2 separate regions of the Mus musculus genome follow, and region 2 is linked to region 1. The links are chromatin loops, found by intact Hi-C in ENCODE. Cell type or tissue: heart. All regions are shown on one strand. Links, peaks and the distances in the headings refer to the core of each region. The heading gives the core; the rest is flanking DNA.

Region 1 (4,389 bases), core at 301-4,300:
TCAGACACTCATCAGAAGAGTGCATCGGATCCCACTACAGCCACCACCTGGTTGCTGGGAATTGAACTCAGGACCTCTGGAAGAGCAACCGCTGAGCCATCTCTCCAGCCCTCACAAATGGTTTTTATTTTTATTTTTTTTAGTATAAAAAAAGTTGCATTGATGAAATATTGTAAAAACAAATCAATCTGTTTTTCCTCCCAGCCCCTGCTCCCAGAATGATCACTGTGAGACTAACAACTTTTTAATAAATGCCTAGGCCACGAGCATTGGCTCAGTCCCTGACTAGATTGTAACTTATCTAACCCTTTAAACTATTCTATGTCTCACACACTGTTAGTTACCTCTCCTCCAGTCCCAGCCTGCTTCTTCCTTTGTGTCTCCTCAGCTTCTCTCCCTCAGAGACTTGCTTGAATCCTTCACAGTCCCTCCCTATGGGTTCCTTTTATATTCTCACTATTTCCCAGAATCTCCTCTCTTCTTGCCAGTGTCCCATCTCCTATTTGCTGCCTCAGCTCATTGGGCATAGGCATTTTTAGTGACAGGTGACACTGAGATTCTCTCTACAGCATATAATGATATAATTCAAATTGCTTGTCGGATAGTTAAATGCCAGTATTGAATCTTAATCTCTAGATTACAGTTCTGTGGAAGCAGGGGAACATTGTCAAGCATGCGTTTTGTATTTTTGCTGCGCCAAGGAATCAACATGTTACATTTGTATTATCATTATAGTTTAGGTTTTGTAATTTTTATTATACTCTTGTTATGCATATGTAGAGAAGCTACAAGGATTATACTTTTGAATAAGTTTAACATCTCACATTTTGTGGTAAACCTAAGATGGTGAAAACACTGATGTGTGTCTGTTGTAAATACAATTACACGAGTTTTATTTTTCTGATATTAAAAGTTACTTAGTAAAGATTTATTTCTGTTAAGTTGGGGAAAACAAACTGGTGTGGGAGTTAGGCATGTTGGTGAATGCCTGTGATTTCAGCACTTGAGGGATGGAGACATGATCTGGTGTTCAAGGCTAGCCTGGGTTACATTAGTTACTGTCAGACCCCAACGACAAACAAAATGTCCAAATTCTTAGCAGTAAGGAGGGGCGTCCGGAGTGAAGAAGGGTAGGAAGTTTGGAGCTATTCTACTAAGTTCAGCATTAAGATGTATGTTAACTAACTTTTCCCTTCCTTTTCTGCGGGTTTAGGGAGGGCAAATTCAAGTCAGGTTTTCTGTTGTCAGCCATTCCTAGGAGTCTGAACTTGAGTTTGCCAGTCCTCAGAAGGCAGATGAGATGGTAGCACTGTTACTTTAGGGGCCAGAATGGGTTCTTCCTTGGGTCTGGAGCATTTTACATGCCGCTCCAGCCTTGCACCCACCATTTAATACATACATGCGCCCCTTCTCTGTCATGGTTGTACCTTCTGTATCTCTTTTGAAGTTCAACCAGAGGCAGGACAGGAGGCAGTGAAAATTTGGGGGACATGCGGAGGAAGATAAGCCCATCACTCATGGATTTACTGAGGCTTCTCACCATCACTGAGGACAAGTTATAGGAAAACGAATGTTGAATTCCTATGGCCCATGTATGGGCTCACTGGCCCACACCCAATTGCTGGGGGATCCAACGCCCTTTTTGGACCTTTGCGGGCACCAGGCACTCTCGTGGTGCATAGACACACAAGCAAGCCAAACATTCATACACATAATGAATTCCTTTTTTTTAAATTTTTTTTAAAGTATCTTTAGTAAAACTTCCAGCTCTATGCTGGCTAGTCCTGGAATTCTTTCCTCATTTGGCCTTAGCTTCAACAGAGGTCCCCCAAATCAGGGAAAACTCTTGAGGCTGGTGAGCATGGCAGTGTGGCGCTGAGTCTTCATCCTCTCCCAGCCGGCTTGACGGGTGGAGCCCACCAAGCAAATCCCGGCTTCCTTTGCTGCGGTGACCTGAGCAGCAAGCGGCAGGCGGGGCTACGGTACGGGAGACTTGGGGAGACTTGGGGGCCGACCGGGCTGGCCTAGAGGAGCCGGACCCAAGGCAGCCAGCGGGAGGAGGGAGGAGCGCCGGGAGGAAGAGGCCGAGCCGAGCAGCGCCGCCCCGGAGGAAGGGGAGGAGGCCGGGTGTTTCCTGGTGCATTCCCGACCCGCCCAAGTGACTCATTGGGGTAGGAAAGCTCCCGGGGCCCGCCCTGGACAACCGAAGGCGGCGCAGACCAGGTAAGGGCGGTCGCCTGGCCTCGGGGTCCTTGCTCCACTGTAGTCCGGTGGGGCGAGCCTGCAGACGGCCTCGGCGCAGCCTCCGGGACCGCACGGCCTCCCGGGATTGCCTCCTGGGCTCTCGAGTCTCCCGGTCTCTGCACGGCAGCTCCGGAGCCCGGGACTCCCGGCCCAGCTCGGCGGCTCCAGGGCTCCCTCCCCGGAATCACATTCCAGAATCCCCCGGCCACGGGCTTCCCAGTGCAGATTCCCTGTTCCCTCCGCGCTGCACAACTTGCACTCCGGTGGCCCGGCTCCCGCGTCCCGGACCCCCGCGTCCCCGAACCCCCGCCCCGACTCACCCTGGATACTAGGATCCCAGATCTCGCGCTTCCGGCACGAGGTTTAGCTCCAAAGAGGAAGAGACAACGTTAATATTTAGTATTTTACTATTGAAAAGTAAGGAGCGACGAATAGTTTATGTTGCACTAAAGTGGCAAAACAACCCCGAGTCCACCATGGTTCTGCCTTCAGAGGAAAGGAAGGAGAGTGTGGTCTAGGGAAGCCGTCCTCAGATTCTTGGAGAGAGGCATTTTGGGCTTTGTTAAGGAAACGGGATTGTTCAGGAGCAGTAGTGCGCCGCCGCACATTCGTAACGAATTTTGTACTTTAAGCCTAAAGCATCTGCGTAATTTGTAACATTTCGTGAGTGTGAGAAAAGAAGGAAGAGATATGCAACTGGGGATCGGTGAGGGCGAGGCAGAGGGAAGCATCGGGCAATCCGTGTGTTGCATGGGGGAGCCCAGAGATTTCTCTTGGTTGTCGGCTAACAGATCGCTTAGTTGAGTCGTGTTTGAAGCACCGCTGGTACTGGGGTACTCCTACAGGTACTGATACTGAGATCAGCGCTTGCCAAGGTGGGGGTATTGATCCTAGACCCTGGCCAAGTTCACTGGCTGGAAGTTGAAGCACGCGAGACCGGTGGTATACCTGAATACCAGCCTTCCCCTAGTTCTGAGTATGTTAGTGGTTCTTATTAAAAAGCCTACAAGCACATAGCCTGAAAGAATTAATTCAGTTTTTAAATACATGTAAGTTACTGCAGACATGCATTGTAAGAATTCAGTAGGAATGTTGCGGGGAATACTTCTCTTTCCCTCTTCCCCTAACAGCATCTTCCCTGTAACCTTGATAAAATGCTGCAGTTGAAAAGTCTCTCTAAGAAAATACATCCTCTAAGTATTTGTGTATTTGAGGAAGTATGTATTAAGGTTTTTTTAAAGAATAAACACTGTATGTGTGTGTTTGTGGTATGTGTGTTTTTAGATGTGGGTGCACAGGTGTGTGAATGTGTTTGTATGTGCATGTAGAGGCCCGAGGCTGATTTGGCGTTTTCCACCTTATTCTTTGATACAAGGTCTCTCAGCTGAACTTAGAGTTCACTGATTGGACTAGTCTTGCTCGCCAGTTTGTTTCGGAGGTCCCCTGTCTCCGCCTTGGAAGCAATGGGACTTGAGGGAGGTTGCCATGCCCATTGTCGTTTATGTGGGTTCTGAGATCTGAAATCCTGTACGGCTATCCACTGAGCCATCTCCCTGGCACTTAAGCGTGTTTTTAACTTTACATATAGTAATATTCATGCTTTGGAGTGTTGACTGCCACTGTAATTAAGATGCCAAACTGGTTCCTATCACCTCAAGATTTTCTTTCCTGTGTCCCTTGTAGTGAGGTCTTTCATACCATCAACTCTTGGCAACTGCTGATCTTTTCATAGTGCTATTTTGCTTTCTCCAGAAAGTCCTGTGGCAATCTTGGAGTCTGCATTTAAGATGGTTCTATGTTCTCAGTAATAAGTATGGGGGTGTTGGGGAGGGGGTGGCTATATTTAAGGCCGTCCAAGGTGTTTTACCAGCCAAACACCATTAAAGTGAAAAATTAATGATTTTATATATATATATATATATATATATATATATATATAATATTATTTGGTTACAAAAACACTAGTCAAATATGTCTGTAAGAAGTAAAGTCAGTGCTTTGAAAAGTAGAGCCTTGGGAAGGTGGGGTGGCATGCAGGGAGTATAGGTGCATACAGTGGGTATAGGTGGCACACAGTGAGCATAGGTGGCACACAGCAGGTATAGGTGACACACAGTAGGTATAGGTGACAGACAGGTCTGACAA
Region 2 (4,389 bases), core at 390-4,389, 210 kb after region 1:
CTCTTTGCACTGATTAACCAATCATGTGGTTGTGAAGTCAGGCTCCTTCCAATGGGATAATGGGATGAGATACAGTCATCACCTGCATTTAGGGATACATAACAGGGAGCACCTTGGGCATGCCTGGCTTGGGATTTCAAGAACCCTTTTTTTTTTTGAAAAAAAAAAAAAGTCACCTTGCTGAGCTACTCTTGTTTTATTCATGTGTTCTTTTGTGTGACACAAGATTATTTTACTACAAACTAAAACCAGGTCCTCTGTAAAAGTAGCCAATATTCTTAATGTCCAAGCTATCTCTTCAGCCATGTATATTAAATTACTAAAGAATAGTTTCACCTTATCATGTTCTTAAACACAAATATCCTAAAGATGATAGGAGCCAAGTTATGAAGAATTTGACAAGGACAGTCTTCCCGAGGGACTGGAAGATAGACAGCTCCCTGGTAGACATGCACAAGAGAAAGGGGACCTTGGAATATTAATGTATTTTTTCTATTGAAACATTTAAGATAGCTGACTGCCTGCTTTCTTTCTCCTCTCCAAGATAAAGACTTAGTGGGTTTTTCCTATCAGAGAGACTGTTCAGTGAGAATTTCAAATCTCCCACTAACAGGGTGTCCAGTATGGAGAAACAGCCAGCCTCCCTTTCTTTGTCTAGATTATACATTTCCCTGCAATAGCCCAAACCAGCGAGTTTAGAGAGATAGAACTACTTATTGGCAAAACATATGAAGATTTTGCCTCTGACAGAGACTATCTTTGGGTCCCTTCTCTAGTAGCTCACTCTGTCTCTGTGTATTTTGTACTTTCTTATCTCCCTCTCTGTGTTTCTGGTTTCAAGAAATCTTGGCTGAGTTTTGAGACCTTGCTTTTCCTGCTGCCTCAATCTTCAAATTGACAAATAAACACACACAGACACACACACACACACACACACACACACACACACACAAAACCTCTGCCATCCTAGACACTTCACCACATTGCCTCACTATGGTTTGAATGTCCCTTCAGATCTCCTGTTGAAATATTACAGTTTTTGTCGCAGTATTAGGAGGTGGACCCTTTAAGATGTGATCAAGTCAAGTAGACTATGCCTCATGGATCAAAATGATGTGTTTGCTTGGTGTATTCTTGCCACACATGGGTTCTCTTGCCTCTATACCATGCTATGCAACATCAGAAATGCCGTCACCAGATACCAGTGCTATGCTCTTAGACTTAGCCTCCAGAAGTGTGAGGTACAAATGCCTGTATTTATTATTCAGTCATGTTGTTACAGCAACACAAAATGGACTACAAACATCGTTTTTTTAGAGCTAGCAGACACAGTTCTAAAAATGTACGTAGGTAAACATGCTTCAGTATGTGGAGGGACGAAGGGTGTCTTGCATGAGAAGGGAGCCTAAGGGCCAGAGATGCCTCCTCGGGTGTTACCTTCTACTGGTAATTATGCTGTCATGCCTCAGGTTCAAAGCCCTGTCCACCCTAACTGTATTTTGGATGTGGTTGAATTTGAAACCTTGTTCAGATACTTTTGAGTTGAAGCAGAAGTAAATTAGAGTCACACAGTCTTTGGGAGGTGTGATAGACTGTGGATCTTTTATACTGCTTCCTGCTGCTTGAAACAGAGATGTGATGTCTGAGCTATGGCAAATCCCTTGACCCTTGGGAGTGAGTTTGAAGATACATACCAAGGATGACAAAAGACAGGTATTTTAACGTTGCAACTGGGCCACCATACCACTGTGGCATATCCCTCATTGCTGCCTTCTAACACGTGGGAAAAAAATGAACCATCGTATTTAAAACAACAAATCGCACCCAGTTCCTATTTCAAATGTTCTAAGTCCTTTCTTTGCCTTCTCATGGAAAAGTTTAATTTCCACATGCTTGAAGATTATGTTATGTTTTATTTGTAGTTATTTGATTATTCCATGATGATCAGAGAACATATTTTGTGTGATTTTAATTGCTCTTTTCTTACTCCCGCACCCCCATTCCCCCAGGGTCTCTTAACCCAGAATTCACCTGCTTCTGCCTTCCTGGTGCCAGGGTTAAAGGCGAGTACTACCAGGCCCGGATCAATTACTTTTTCTTAAATTTCCTCTTCTGTCCACTGACTCAAAGGCCAAAAGGACGCTGTCGTTAAAGCACAGGGAGCCTCGAGAACCTCGTCCCGCTGCAAATACCTTACCAACTTCGGGTCCCTGGAAGCAAACACAGTCTGGGAAGGGTTGGGACTGGGCAAGCCAGCGTGCGTGCGCACAAGTCCCACCTCCCGGCGTCTGCGGTTGGCTCTCGCTGAGCGGGTGAGTCTCAAGAAGGAAGCTGAGTCGTGCTGAAGGAAGCGGAAGTTGGGGGAGGGGCGTGCGACGCTGCTCGTCCATTGGCTGAAGCCGTCTCTCACCCTTGCGCTATTGGGCGGGCGCAGCCATGCGTCAGCGTGCGCTTCGGGCCGCAGACTGGATCGCGAGCGCCGGCCGGCTCCTGCAGGGAGTGTTCCCTCAGCCGGCTGGCGGAGCAGGCGGCGCCAGGGCTGGCCGAGCTGGGCCGAAGGAGGGCGGAGGGGCCGAAGACGGGCGGCGCCAGGTCCGGGAGAGCGGGGCCCGGAGAGCGGCGGGCGGAAGGCGGGCGTTGGCGCGGAGGAACCAGGGCCTGTGCGCCTCGGAGGCCGCGCAGTCACGGCTGTCTTTTTAGTATTTAGGCGATTGTTGTAGATTTATCTGCAGACATGACTTTTGTTTATTTACCACACTCCGCCGGACTGCTGTAGGTATAGCGGCTGATGCACACTGGTGTCATTTGTCGTTGCGATAGTGAGTTTTTTTTCCTGACGTGTGTCTGTGTGTGTCCCTTTGGATTTAAAGGAGTGGGATGACATTGTGCAGTGGTCGCCGGTGACCACTGTAGGTCCGGCCGGCGTATTGGGAAATCCCAGCGACTCTACCTCTATTGGAAGTGGTATTTCCCTCCCTTCTCCCGTTCTGGGGCCAGCTTTCCCTCTCATCCCTCATCCTCTCGTCCCCTCCCCCAGCTCTCCTTCCCTGTTTTATGTTCTGTCTCGGCCGCGTTAAACAGCAGGATGGTGTAAATAGCAGTTTAAAGAAGCTCGAGGGCTCCAGCGTTTGTGTTTGACTTGCAGGTCTGACCACCCGGAGGAAACATGCCTTCTGAGTCTTTCTGTTTGGCTGCCCAGTCTCGCCTTGACTCCAAATGGTTGAAAACAGATATCCAGGTGGGGTGAACATGGTTTTCTCTTTTCTTTGTGTGTTCCTGTCTCTATAAAAAATGTTTGCTTGAGGAGAATGTGTGAGTGAATGGCAATTAGATCTTGTCTTAGGAAGATTATTTCTTATAATTTACAATGTGACATTTATTATGACTGTTGAAGAGATGCTATGTGGTTGTGGCTTAATTGAAGTTAGTTGTAAGTGCAAGAAACTTGAGATCCAGTTATGCAATTTTTCAGTATTTTTATTCTGGAGGCTTATTTTTATTTGTTTATTTTTTTAAGACAGGGTTTCATATTCCCAGGCTGGCCTTGAACTCCTCAGTGTAGGTGAGGATGACCTGACATCCGATCCTTTTGCCTCCACCTCTTGAGTGCTAGCATTGCAGCACCTTAACACCTTGCTGGGATTATGTGGTATAGTTAGGCAGGTATTTTACCAGCTGAACTCCATCCCAGGTCCTGCCAACATTCTTAATCAAGACTTGACTGTTGTTTGTTTCTTTTTCTTTTTTTCCCCCCTCTTATTTTTAGAAAGGGTCTCCCTGTTAACTCACTGTGCCTGGCTGGCCTCTGCATCCTGAGTCCTGGGATGAAAGGCATGTCCTGATATTTTTGCTATTGATTTTGTATGTCCTGATACTATGCAGGGAAGCAGGAAAGTGATATGTAGTTAGCATTTTCTGCGATTTTGTATTTGTTCTCCCGGAGAGGTGACAGTTTAGATGAGCTGTTGGTTTTATATGTCATCTGTAATTAAGAGAAATGCTCAGATTTTCACACCAGGAACAAGAGAAACAGAATGCTGGCTTGTGATGGTAATGTTTAATAAAGTAATTACAAGTGTTATCAGGAAATTATTAACTAAATGATCACAATAAAATTTTTGTAGATGGTTCCCTATAAGCTACTGTTGTTTATGAATAGTTTGGAAGAGTACTTTTGGATCTGGATATCACCAGCTTAAAAAAAGTGTCTGAGATGTTTCTATTGTCTGTGTATTCTTTCCTCCTTTTCGAGGCGAGGATGCTGAACACATTAAATATTTGTCAAACAATCGACTTTTTGTAACAGTCTTACGGATAGCTTATTATCAGCAATCACTACTGTAAGGCAGCGTATGCAGCGATTGATTATGGAGTTTTATAAATGGAAAG

The links. Peaks named below come from ENCODE experiments on the same cell type or tissue, not always from the same donor. Only the 100,000 strongest peaks of a DNase experiment are listed, where the experiment ranks them.
Region 2: it touches region 1 in a loop (4-fold over the local background); 4 of 42 quality-filtered maps call a loop at or near these places.

What each region holds. Positions count from the first base shown.
Region 1 is chr7:55,840,085-55,844,473 of GRCm38, forward strand. It overlaps Cyfip1 (cytoplasmic FMR1 interacting protein 1), which reads left to right and starts at 1,987. Exons shown (of 31, transcript NM_011370.3): 1 at 1,987-2,223. In heart, for the core only: a CTCF peak has its summit at 2,154; a DNase peak (open chromatin) is centred at 2,107; H3K4me3 peaks cover 2,515 bases; H3K27ac peaks cover 2,317 bases.
Region 2 is chr7:56,047,711-56,052,099 of GRCm38, forward strand. Herc2 (HECT and RLD domain containing E3 ubiquitin protein ligase 2) reads left to right here and starts at 2,445. Exons shown (of 93, transcript NM_010418.2): 1 at 2,445-2,592; 2 at 3,146-3,238. The coding sequence starts at 3,167. It overlaps Gm34121 (predicted gene, 34121), which reads right to left and starts at 2,340. Exons shown (of 3, transcript NR_166588.1): 1 at 2,032-2,340. In heart, for the core only: a CTCF peak has its summit at 2,533; DNase peaks (open chromatin) are centred at 2,391 and 3,051; H3K4me3 peaks cover 2,616 bases; H3K27ac peaks cover 1,774 bases.